Linked DNA regions of Homo sapiens: region 1 is linked to region 2. The links are chromatin contacts, found by Hi-C in ENCODE. All regions are on one chromosome and are shown on one strand. The core of a region is the stretch at or near the end of the contact, and the rest is flanking DNA. Distances in the headings are between cores, read along the strand shown. Region 1 holds the start of ZNF425 (zinc finger protein 425). Region 2 holds the start of RHEB (Ras homolog, mTORC1 binding).

Region 1 (6,149 bases), core at 37-2,536, 2.4 Mb before region 2:
AGAGAGGAATATTCCAGGAGATTCCCAATCACTTAAAGAGGAGAGAAAAAAAGAAAGCCTGGCTGTAGAAACAAAGCTTGGAGAAATCAGAAAAGAATCTGTACCTGCCAAAGGAGGGTGGGGAAAAGGAGTGGGAAGCAAAAGGGAAGAATCAAATGCAAATAAGGAGCATTACATTCCTAAGATTATAAAATTTCATTGGGGGCACAAGAAAAACTTGCACACTTAAGCAAGTTATACTTAACTGAATGTAACAGGGTTTCTTGGATTAAGCCTCAGGATACGCCTTTCAAACTCTAAAACCGGTGCTCAAATTTTCAATACTACATTACAATACTACAGCATTTACGGTAAATTCGATTTACGCTAACCACCCAATTCATTTTAAGTTTTCTGTCCTTTCCTAGAGGGAGCGGTCTCCAATTTCTCTCAGTTCCAGCTTTCCTTCTCCTTTTTCTCATCTGCTTAACACTGATGTGCTTCTCTGAAACTACCTTCAGCAGGAGAGCACGGGCCCCAGAGAGACCCCGAGGTTCAGAGCCCCGACACTGAAGGCAGGGACAGCGTTGTTGATCTGAGCCTACAACAGGCCGAGAAACAGATCTTTCCCACCCGGATTCTTTCTCCCAAACCAACTTTTATTTATGTATTAAACAGACGGGGTCTGGCTGTTGCCCAGGCTGGAGGGCAGTGGCTATTCACAGGCGCGATCCCACTAACGATCAGCACTGGGGTTTTGCCCTGCTCGGTTTCCGAGCTGGGCCGGTTCCCCCTCCCTGGGGAACCTGGTGGTCCCCGCTCCCGAGAGGTCACCACACAGATGCAGAACTCAGAGGCACCGCGCGACGGACCTAGCGCATATACAGCGCAGAGCTCCCGGGCTCAAGCGCTGCTCCCGCCTCAGCCTTCCGAGTGGCCGGGGCCACAGACGCGCGCGGCCAAGCCCGGCCAGACCAGCTTTTCCCCAGGTCAATTCCAGAACAGCACACGCAGCAAGACTGCACCTTCTCCAGCCCAGCCCGGAGCTCAGTCCGTGGGCCACTGCCAACCCCCAGGCCCAGGCCCCGGCCGCCCCACTCCCTGGACGCGGACCCCAATCCAGCTGCGACAGGGACCCGAGTTTCGACAGAGCCTGCATCCTCCACCGGCCCTTCTTACCGAAGCCGGCTCGGCCATGGCGGTTCCGCACGAACCGGCCCTGCCTGGCACGGCCTCCCCTCCGCTCCGCCCCAACCCAACTCCCAGGTACAGCCCTGCTGGCCCCCAAAGGCAGAGCCGGCCGGGCGCGGTGCATGCTGGGACTCGGCGCTCGGAAGCGGAAGCCGCTCCGCCCCATAGCGCCCCCTGCGGGCGGGAGGAGCGGCGCCGCCAGAGGGAGTCGGTCCTCAGAGGAGGGGCCCGGGCACCCTCCGTGCGGGCCGCAGCACGCCGGTCTTTGAGGGACCCTTGGACTCCCGGATCTGCATGCGAGGGATGCGGTCGAAGACGAGATGAGGGAGCTGACGGGAGGGGAAACGGAGGGGCAGGTGAACATGGAGAGAGCAGGAACAGGGAGAGAGTAGGGACAGCGACTGGGAGACGCGCTCCACAGAAACCCGGACTGAGAGGCAGCGAGAGGGTGAGAGTCCGGTGCTGTTCCTTCCAAAGCTGCCCCCAAGTCAGGGATGAGCTCGAGGGTTTCGTTTGTGAGGGGGTCCCGGGAATCCAGCGAGGCCGGGTAGGTGGTGGGGGGCGCGCGGTGGCCCGGGGTGTCCGTCCCGCCGGGGGCGCGGAGGCCGTGTGGGCCCCGGGCATGTCCCGTCGGGGACGCGGAGGAGGGGTCCGCCCACCACGTCCGGTCCCCGTGGGTGCAGCGCCCTTCTGGGCTCCCCGAGCGTCCACACTCCCTCCTTGGCAGAGAAAGGCCTCGGGCAGAGACCCCATGCGGAAGCCACCCCGGCCTCGGGGCCGCCTGCGGGGACTCAGGGTCGCCCAGGGATGCGGGCCGGGCACCCCTAGCCCCCGGCGGGAGACTGTGACAGAGCGGGAGAAGACGGAGGAGGCCATGACACAGGGCGTGAGAAACACGAAGACGCAAAAACGGGAGAGGTGGGAAGACGCAGAAGGGGAAACCAGGGAGAGACAGAAAGGAGAGAGAGGGCAAGGAAGGGGGTGGCGACTGTCCCCAGAAAATCAACCTCGCATTCTGTCCTAGTCATGTTTTAGGTGTCAGGCTAAAGTAACAAATGAAAAGTGTGTAGTTAGAAAGGATGTCCATGAGAAAGTAGTCCCTGCATAGGCTGAGGAGCGTGTGCACATCTGTATTTGTCCCGGAATCGTGAAATGTAGATGCACCTTACTGATTAAAGGGTTAAAAAAAAAAAACCTTACATTAAAACTAACGTTTCGGATGGGCGCGGTGCCTCACGCCTGTAATCCCAGCACTTTGGGAGGCGGAGGCGGGCGGATCACGAGGTCAGGAGAGCGAGACCATCCTGGCTAACGGCGAAACCCCGTCTCTACTAAAAATACAAAAAAAAAAAAAAAAAAAATAGCCGAGCGTTGTGGCGGGCGCCTGTAGTCCCAGCTCCTAGGGAGGCTGAGTCGGGAGAGTGGCGTGAACCCGGGAGGCGGAGCTTGCAGTGAGCCGAGATCGCGCCACTGCACTCCAGCCTGGGCGACAGAGGGAGACTCCATCTCAAAAAAACCAAAAACAAACAAACAAAAAAACTAACGTTTCTTTGGGTGTAAAGTTCTATGAATTTTCACATATGTATGTATACGTGTAGTAACCACTGTAACCAGGATACGGAAGAGCCCTGTCCCACCCTGAAACTCCTTGTGCTGCCATTCTCTTCTGTGCTTCATTTGCTTTATGGTCACTCCCTCCGACACCTGGATCCTTGGCAAGGACTGATCTGCTCTTGAAACCTAGTTTTCTCTTTTTAGAAATGGTATATAAATGGAATCATACAGTATGATATAACCTTTTGTGACTGGCTCCTCAAAAGCGTAATGCTTTTGTGATTCATCCATGTTTACGAAGAGTCAAACTGTAAAATATTTAGAAGTTTATTCTGAGCCAAATATGAGTGAGGAAGGCCAAGGTACTGTCTGAAGAGGTCCTAAGAACATGTATCCAAGGTGGTTGGGTTACAGCTTGATTTTACACGTTTTGGGAAGACTTAAGACATCAGTCAATACATGTAAAGTGTACACTGGTTCTGTCAGGAAAGGCGGGACAACTCCAAGCGGTGCTTACAGGTCACAGGCGGATTCAGCGATTTTCTGATTGGCAATTGGCTATCTGAAGACCAGGTTCATAGAAAGGAGTGTCTGGGTTAAGATAAGGGGTTGTGGAGACCAAGATTCTTAGGATGTCTCATAGTGACTGTCTTTAGATGGCAAAAATTTCCTATTTAAACCTTTAAAAGGTGCTAGATTCTCTGGCCGGGCGCAGTAGCTCACGTCTGTAATCCCAGCACTTTGGGAGGCTGAGGCAGTAGGATTGCCTGAGCACAGGAGTTGAAGACCAGCCTGGGCAACATGGCGAAACCCCATCTCTACAGAAAATACAAGATTTTGTCAGCACAGTGGCAAAGACGTTAATCTCAGCTATTTGGGAGGCAGAGGTGGGAGGATTACTTGAGCCTGGGAGGCGAAGGTTGCAGTGAGCACAGATTGTGCTGACACTACAGCCTGGGTGAGAGAGGAAGACAGAGGGAGACTCTGTCTCAAAAAAATAAAATAAAATAAAATAAAATTATATATATATATATATTGTTTGTTTGTTGGGTTTTTTCCAGACGTAGTCTTGCTCTGTTGCCTAGGCTGGAGTAGAGTGGTGTGATCTTGGCTCACTGCAACCTCCGCCTCCCAGGTTCAAGCGATTCTCCTGCCTCAGCCTCCCAAGTAGTTGGGATTACAGGTATGTGCCACCACATTGGGCTAATTTTTGTATTCTTAGTAGAGATGGGGTTTCACCATGTTGGCCAGGCTAGTCTTCAACTCTTGACCTCGTGATCCACCTACCTCGGCCTCCCAAAGTGCTGGGATTACAGGCATGAGCCACTGTGCCTGGCCCTATATTTTCATATAAATATATAATATATACTGCAAAGAAGCATATTTGGGGATAAAATATTTTGATTTCCTTCTTTGTCATGCAATGTTATGCCAGAGTCAGGTTGGAAACTAAGCGGTTATATAGGGTTAAATAAAACCCTTCTGGTGAGATTTTTATAGTTTGTAGGGCATGATTTCCTATGTCCCTTAGTTAGAAATTTGGACAAGAAAGGAAAAAAGGTCACAATTTAGTTGGTATCCATATCATTGTGTGTGAAAACAGTTTATTTTATTTATTTTTTATTGTTATTTTTTTGAGACGGAGTCTTGCTCTGTTGCCCAGGCTAGAGTGCAGTGGCTCGATCTTGGCTCACTGCAACCTCCACCTCCCAGGTTCAAATGATTCTCCTGTTTCAGCCTCCCGAGTAGCTGGGACTACAGGTGCATCCCACCACACCCAGGTAATTTTTATATTTCTAGTAGACACAGGGTTTCACCATATTGGTCAGGCTGTTCTCCAACTCCTGACCTCAGGTGATCCACCCACCTCGGCCTCCCAAAGCGCTGGGATTACAGGCATGAGCCACTGCGCCTGGCCTACAACAGTTTTATTTTAATTGCTGATAGTATTCCATGTTATGATATACTGAAGAGTATTTATCCATTGAAGGATATTTGTATTTTTTCCGTTTTATTATTTTTTATACTTATTTGTTTATTTATTTATTTATTTTTTGAGATGGAGTTTTGCTCTTGTTGCCCAGTCTGGAGTGCAATGGAGTAATCTCAGCTCACCGCAACCTCCGCCTCCCAGGTTCAAGCGATTCTCCTGCCTCAGCCTCCCTAGTAACTGGGATTACAGGCATGTGCCACCACGCCTGGCTATTTTGTATTTTTGGTAGAGACGGGGTTTCTCCATGTTGGTCAGGCTGGTCTCGAACTCCCAACCTCAGGTGATCTGCCTGCCTCAGCCTCCCAAAGTACTGAGATTACAGGCATGAGCCACTGCACCCGGCCTATTTATTTATTTTTGAGATGGAGTCTCACTCTGTTGCCCAGGCTGGAGTGCAGTGGCATGATCTCGGCTCACTGCAACCTCCACCTCTGGGGTTCAAGCGACTCCCCCACCTCAGCCTCCTGAGTAGGTGGGATTACAGGTGCACACCACCCCACCTGGCTAATTTTTGTATTTTTAGTAGAGAAGGGGTTTCACCATGTTGGCCAGGCTGGTTTCAAACTCCTAACCTCAAGTGATCCGCCTGCCTTGGCCTCCCAAAGTGCTGGGATGACAGGAATGAGCAACTGTGCCCAGCCTTTTCCAAGTTTTGGAATTCTGAATAGAGCTGCTATAAACATTTGCATACAGGTTTTTGTGTGAAAATAAATTTTTATTTCTTTAAGGTAGATACCCAGGAGTGGGACTGCTGAGTCACGGTAAATATGTATATTTAATTTTACAAGGAACTAGCAAACCATTTTTAAGAGTGACTGTACTATTATGTGTTCCCCTTGTGAACGCATGAGAGTTCAGTTGGCCCACGTTCTTTATTTGGTATTTTTAGCATTTAAAAAAACCGTTAGACATTCTAATCAATGGTGGTGTTGCTGAAACACCAGGGGTTTGGTCTAGGTGCTGCTGTTTGTGGCTCAGAAAGCCAATCATGACAACAACAAGTGTTGCCAACGAAGAAGGCTTTAATTGGGTGTTACTGCTGAGGAGATGGGAGATGGGAGATGGGAGATCAGTCTCAAATCCATCTCCCTGACAGGCTAAAATGAGCGGCTTCTATTGCTGGGAGGAAATGTAACCATATGTGGAAAAACATGAATTGGTTAGGGGTAAGGAAGAGGGTTTGGTCAACAGGAAGCAGGTGGTGGGTTAGGCAATCATGATGGGTGAGGGGTCTGACTTTCATTGTCCAAATTCAGTGATCCTGTGAGTTTCAACTGGTTAATACTATCTGGGAGGCCTGATGGTTGCTTTCCTGAGAAAGGAACTCAGATAAGACAAATGTAACTGTCTCAAGTTTTAAGACTAAAAGGATCAGTTACTGTGTTTATTCAAAGAAACCATAAACATCAGTTCTATAGGGCAATTGGGTCTG
Region 2 (6,283 bases), core at 1,059-3,558:
AGGCTAAGGGGTGGCCTGTCACATCTCCGTCCTCAGGAGGACGCTGAATAGAGGGAAGATAAAACAGAATGGATTTCAACTGGACATAAGGAACTTCTGTAGCCAAAAAAAAAAAAAAAAAAGTGATAAAACTAGCCCTGCTCACCAAAGACTAGAGCTACCATTTCGACATTTGAAAAGGGTAAATCAGTCAAGATCTTTAGGTCATTCTCTTGGGTTGAAATCAGGTAGCCGAGGTACTTGTTGCCTATAACGTGATTATTCAGGGACTACTATTTCCAAATAGTTGCCAATAAGTACTTACTTGACTGACTAGGGAAGGCTCACCCAAGAGCCAGAACACCTCGCGGTCCCAACTCCTCAAAATGCAGAGGAGGAAATCAAGAGAACAGAGACAAGAGCATGGATTCAGGCTGCCAATAAAGGCTGGATCCCAGGTTCCATGTTGATATTTGAACAATTAGTGACTTTGAACCCCTCCATTTGATTCATGGTTACTTCCTGGCTGCAGCTGTTAAAGCTGCCACCTATGCATCCCCTCGGATTCAGCACCGCATCGCACAAGAGTTCCCCTACGACTCTAGGCACCCCGCATCTCTAGCCAAGCTTCTTTCAGCCCTTAATTTCCCCCCGGCTCTCGACGGAGAGGTGGTAAAAGGATGAGTAAGCATGCAGTGGCTGATCTTGGTCAAAGAGCACAGACCCTGGCACAGGCGGTGGAAAGCGCAGTTGGGGAGTGCATCCAGTGAGCGGCAGGCAGGTACAAGCTTCCCATGACAGATAGTCACCCCGTTCCGCAATCACGGGAGCCTCGGAACCCTCGCTTTCACCTCCCCATCCCCTCAACTGTGGCCCGGTGCACGCCTTCTATAGACAGTTACTTCAAAACAGCCCGAAAAGATGAACTAATTTCTCCAGGCTTCCGGATGTCGGGAGACAATACAGCCTCACCCTGAAGCGTGTCTAAGTTCAATCGCTCTGGTTTCACACAGGCCAGAAAACCGCTCGTTCTGTAACACCCCGTCCGCCCCCCAACCCGACCCTAAGCCACCTTATTCAGCAATAAGGCGACTGCTAGGAACTGTTTCAAATGTATGTCAACCTTTTGGGGGAAGAAAAAGAAAACAAAAAGACTTTGGAATTACTTCAACAGCCTGGTTGCAAGTACCTGACCTTATTCCTTCCCGAACAAAAATAGGGCACCGAGAGATCAGACATTCCTTTTTCTCTGTCTTCCTACCCAGGCCGCCAGCAGCATCTCGAGGGCCTCCAGAGGGACCTCTTTTGGGGGATCGCCTAGGTTTCCTATGCAGAAAACTTGCGTTCAGTGCCCAAACGTCCTCTAAATCCCTAGTTTTCTTTACAAGGGTAAACTTCACCACAGATGGAATGAAGCCGAGGCGCTGCTTCCTTTGTTAAAATCCCACGGACTTTCTTTTCCTTACATCGGGGGCGGGGTGGGGGAGACCGCCAGCCCCGGTCACGCGCGCCCGCGGCGAAGGCGGGGAGGCAGGTGTGACTCCCTCGCGGCAGCCTCTAGCGCGGCTCCCCGGCGCCGCCTCACTTCCCCAGACGAGACCCGGACTCCTCGGCGGCCGACGGCCCCCGCCCCGCGCCTCCCACGCCCTCCGCCCGGCCGCCACCTGCCCGCCCGGCCCGCGGAGGGCGCCCAGCTACCGCGGCTCCTCCACCGGCGCGGACGCCGCCCCGACCGCCACCACCTCCGCTCAGAATGGTGGTTACGAAACGCGCGGCCCCCGCCCGCCCCGCCACATGGCCGCGCCGGCTCCAAACTTCGCAGGCCCGGCCGCGACCCGGCTCCCAGGCGAGGCCCCGGCGGCGCGAGGAGGCCGCGCGGCCACCGGCCACTCACCCACAGACCGGTAGCCCAGGATCGCGATCTTCCGGGACTTGGACTGCGGCATCTTGGCGGCCTCCTCAGCCCCGGCCCAACCACATCAACCGCGGCGGCGGTGGCTCCTGCTGCTGTGATCGGCGGCGGCCGCGCCGGGAGAGAGCGGCATACAGAGCAGGGGCGGCGGCGGGCGCGGCTGCCTCTCGCTCGCTAGCTCGCGCGCTCCCAACCGCCCGGAACCGACCGCGCGGCGGCGCCCCTCCCCCCCACAACACGCCCACGTGACCGGCCGGCGTCAGCACCGCCCCTCTTCGCGCCGTGGCCCGCCGCCTCCGCCCCCCGAAATACGCGGGGGGTGCGTCGGGGCGACGTTTTACTTTAAAGGCAAAAAAAGGGGACGCCGCGATGCCCCCAGAAAAGTCACGACTGAAACTCGCTGCGTCATGACCCTCCCACCTTCTTCCGCCGCTTTTTAATTACGCCATTCTCCCCGAGCGCCGATTGGACAGCTCCTGCACAGCCGCGCGATGACGTGTCGGAAACTCCATCTCCCATTGGGGGAAACAAGGAGGCGGGGAGGGGGGGGCGGGGCTGCCCGCCCGGGAGCTAAAAATACACCTCGCTGCTACCGCGCTGTTGGGCGCCGGCTAGGTTTGAAGGCTTCAAACTTCCAACCGGTTAGGGGCGGGCGGGAGAGGCGGAGAGACAAACGGTGGCTCCCTGGTGATTGGCCAGAACGGAGCGCAGGGCGGGGCAATAGGTGGGAGGTGCGGTGATTGGCGAAACGCTAAGCGGTTGGCGGGTTCGCGCCCGCTGAGCCCGTGAAGGGCGCGAGGCGCGTGGCCTGGGCGGGTGGGCTGGCTCCTCCCTCGGGGTTTTTTGAAAATTCTCCTTGAGCTGCGTTAGCGTTCGTGTCTGGGTTTGAGGATGTAGTGGTGACTAAGCGTCACCGACGGCCGAAGGACTGTGGGAAGCATGGAGTCTGCGTTAATTCAAAGTGTTAGGAATTTCATTAAAAACAGGGCGAGCCTCGTCAGTTCTGGTGTCCGCTTCGCTTCGCGCGGAGCTCGGCGCACCTCCTGGAACAGCGCCGGGGCGGGAAGCCGGTTCTCCGCCAGCACCGGGGCGGCTGGTGCGGCGGGCAGGCCCGAGCCGGGTGCCAGGAACGCCTCGGGCCGCGGTGTGGACGGGCGGAGACCGTGGTGTGGGCACAGCCTTCCCAGGGGTGCAGTGCAGAGGGGCGCGGGAAGGGAAGCCCGGCCGGGAACGCAGGTGCCGTTGAGGGACCAGCCTGCAGGCAGGCCCGGCGTGGTGGCTGCTGGAGGGCTTGGCACTTGCCGAGTTAGCAGAGACTCCGCCGCGCCGGGGAACCCGCCCCTATTCTGCCCAGGCTGTTTGGCAGTGGGGACCTGCAGAGGCCGGGCATGGCCCTTCGCCCTTTGCCAGTGATCGGTGGGGAGGAATGAAGCCAGGGGAAGCTGAGTGGCAGGCCTTGTATTCCAGCGTAGGAAGGTTTAGAGGTGACTGGAGTCGACTTGGAACACCCAACCCAAGAGCGACTCCCTCCAGCTTTCCCACGGAAGCACTCCGATGAGGGGCTGGGGTGTGCATTCTTGTCCTCGGGGATCTACAGATGGAAGCCCCAGGCAGCCAGCCAGAAGTGATCAATGTCTGGAAGTTCTATGTTTCCATGAAATGTTGAGGTTTACGCTATAGTTATTTTAAGTATTTTAAAATAAAGGTCTTAAAATGCACTCTCCTGTAAAATGTGTCGTTTTTATCCTGTGGATTCGGATACCCTCACCACGGTGTTTTTGAACAGATGCTACTAAATTCCTTGCATTATAAAATCAGTTTAGTTTTACCTTTTTTTAAAAAAAATAGAACAGAATAGAAAACTGCGTTATGCATAGTAAGGGTAAGTATGTGTCCTCATTAGTACAGTGGTGAGTTAAAAAAATGAGTAAGGGTAAGTTTGTGTAAGTGCACGTGTAGATATATATGTTTATAGATATGCTATATATGTATTATTGCATGTTGGGATTTACTGTAGTTTCTTTCTTTTTTTTTTTTGAGACGGAGTCTCTCTCTGTCGCCCAGGCTGGAGTGCAGTGGCGCAATCTCGGCTCACTGCAAGCTCCGCCTTCCGGGTTCGCGCCATTCTCCTGCCTCAGCCTCCCGAGTAGCTGGGACCACAGGCGCCCGCCACGACGCCTGGCTAATTTTTGTATTTTTAGTAGAGATAGGGTTTCACCATACTGGCCAGGATGGTCTCGACCTCTCGACCTCATGACCCGCCCGCCTCGGCCTCCCAAAGTGCTGGGATTACAGGCGTGAGCCACCGTGCCCGGCCTCATTGTAAAGTTTCTTACAGTGGGTTGCTTCAAAAAGTTTGAAAGCACTGCCCTAGCCTGAGAATATTGGTAATCCAGATGTGAAGCACAGTTGTAAAGGACAAATTCATTCAAAAAGTTTTCCAGGCTGGGCGCGGTGGTTCACACCTGTAATCCCAGCACTTTGGGAGGTCGAGGCAGGCGGATCACGAGGTCAGGAGTTCCAGACCAGCCTGGCCAACATGGTGAAACCCCGTCTTTACTAAAAATACAAAAATTAGCCAGGCGTGGTGGCACATGCCTGTAATCCTAGCTACTCAGGAGGCTGAGGCAGGAGAATTGCTTGAAACTGGAAGGCGAGGTTGCAGTGAACTCAGATAGCGCCACTGCACTCCAGCCTGGGCAAAACAGTGAGACTCTGTCTCAAAAAAAAAAAAAAAAAAGTTTTCCAGTTGCTGTCTTCAAGCCCTTTAATGTAGGATCCAAAGGTTTAGAAGATTCCTTTATTCTAGAGTGGGGAGAATTTGTTTGGTTTGAAAAGTGACTTAGCCAGCCTGGGGAACATGGAGAAAAGCTGTTTCTACAAAGAAATACAAAAAAAAAGCCGGGCGTGGTGGAACCTGCCTGTAGTCCCAGCTACGTGGAGGGCTGAGGTGGGAGGATCACTTGACCCCAGGAGGTCGAGGCCGCAGTGAGCTGAGATGGTGCCACTGCACTTCAGCCTGGGTGACAAAGTGAGACCTTGTCTTAAAAAAAAAAAAAAAAAAAGAAATGGCTCAGATTACCTAAAATAGTAGGGACTCATTGTCTGAATTCACATGGAAATACCTGACTGCAACCAGACAGCAACAGTGTTGGAAGAAATGGACTTGCTTTTGTATTCAAAGTAGCTCCCTTATTGGTGGCTAACTCAGTCACCTTTGACTTTGCAGCAGCTGGAAGGTCTGCTGCCACCAGTCAGCTTCTCCTCAGCAGGTCCTGCTTGTTCGGGAGTGCTCGAGTCCTCAGCCTGCTGCCTTCTCTCTGTGTGTACTTCCACTTCTGTTCCCTTTCCCTGCGAACTAAGAACTATGTGTCTTCTGTTAAGTTCCCAGAGAGAGAACATCATCGGTTCTGTTAATTCCCATCATCCCTTGAGTGAGGAGCTCATGCTAAGCATGTAGATTGTCCAGAGGGGTCTCTGCTGACCTACACCTCTGACGGCTGGTGGTTATGGAAGTTCTTTGAAATTTGGACATCTGATATTATGGGGTTTGTATTAACTTTCCATGAGCACTTCCAAGCCCAGTATCTGATTTCTAGTTCCAACATATTTGTTTTAAGTACCAGAGATAACATACAAAACCTTTTCCCCCTACCACTGGGTTACACCAAGGTCAGAGTAAAAAACCACTGCTGTGATTGTTTTTACCAAAAGGACATTCTTTTATGTGGAAAAGGGTGACCCCAATGAAAGTAGACATTAAGGAGTTTTGTGGTTTGGTTTGGTTTTTAAAAATATTTGATGAGGGAAGAATGGAGAAGAACCAGAATCCTCTTGATCTTGGCATAAGCCAAATCAGACTGAACTGTTATGTCTCACACTGGTGTCATTCCAAATCAAACAATGCATGCAAAGGTTATTCTATTATGTGGTCATCTTATTGGAGTCAAAGGGGCAGGTCCTTTGTGGATGGAAGAGGGGTTTCCTTGGTGGGGAGTTGACTGTCCTGTCCGCAGCGTTGTAGGATGAAAGCCATCCTGGGAAAGGTGAATTCCCTGAATTTCACTGGGAGGAAGGTAAATCCTGCCCTCTCTGACATACGGGATCAGTTTGGTCTGAACTCTGAGGTATGGAGTTGCATGGAGTCCTCCCAGAAGAGGGAATGTGGAGTAAGCCAGCCCTAAGGCCATGCAGGTAGGGCATGTTTGAGAGAGGGCTGGCTCAGCAAAGAACTCTGAGGACAGGTCTGGGGTTATACAGTAGTTGTAAATTGTTCTCAACTGTTCTCAATTGTTACAGGTTGAATTTGTCCCCCGCCAAAAGATATGTTGAAGTCCTACCCTTTCAGAATGTGACCTTATTTGGAAATAGGCCATTGCAGATGTAATTAGT

The links. Hi-C counts contacts between places; a loop is a spot of excess contacts on that map. Pooled maps may share reads with other maps.
Region 1: a loop to region 2 is called in a map of naive thymus-derived CD4-positive, alpha-beta T cell, with 36 times the contacts of the local background. The contact joins the promoter of ZNF425 here to the promoter of RHEB in region 2. A Hi-C loop is called at or near these places in 1 of 168 maps with a recorded cell type or tissue (naive thymus-derived CD4-positive, alpha-beta T cell), 1 of 37 single-sample maps with no recorded cell type and 7 of 50 pooled maps.

The regions. Positions count from the first base shown.
Region 1 is chr7:149,125,038-149,131,186 of GRCh38, forward strand. ZNF425 (zinc finger protein 425) reads right to left here and starts at 1,287. Exons shown (of 4, transcript NM_001001661.3): 1 at 1,159-1,287. The coding sequence starts at 1,176. It also overlaps the pseudogene RN7SL521P and a transcript of ZNF398 not described here. RefSeq lists enhancers at 1-202, 450-1,001, 1,002-1,553, 2,217-2,266 and silencers at 712-885, 1,617-2,056.
Region 2 is chr7:151,517,587-151,523,869 of GRCh38, forward strand. It overlaps RHEB (Ras homolog, mTORC1 binding), which reads right to left and starts at 2,309. Exons shown (of 8, transcript NM_005614.4): 1 at 1,874-2,309. The coding sequence starts at 1,925. RefSeq lists an enhancer at 440-489 and silencers at 1,520-1,629, 1,560-1,989, 1,700-1,819, 1,990-2,149, 2,320-2,669 and 1 more.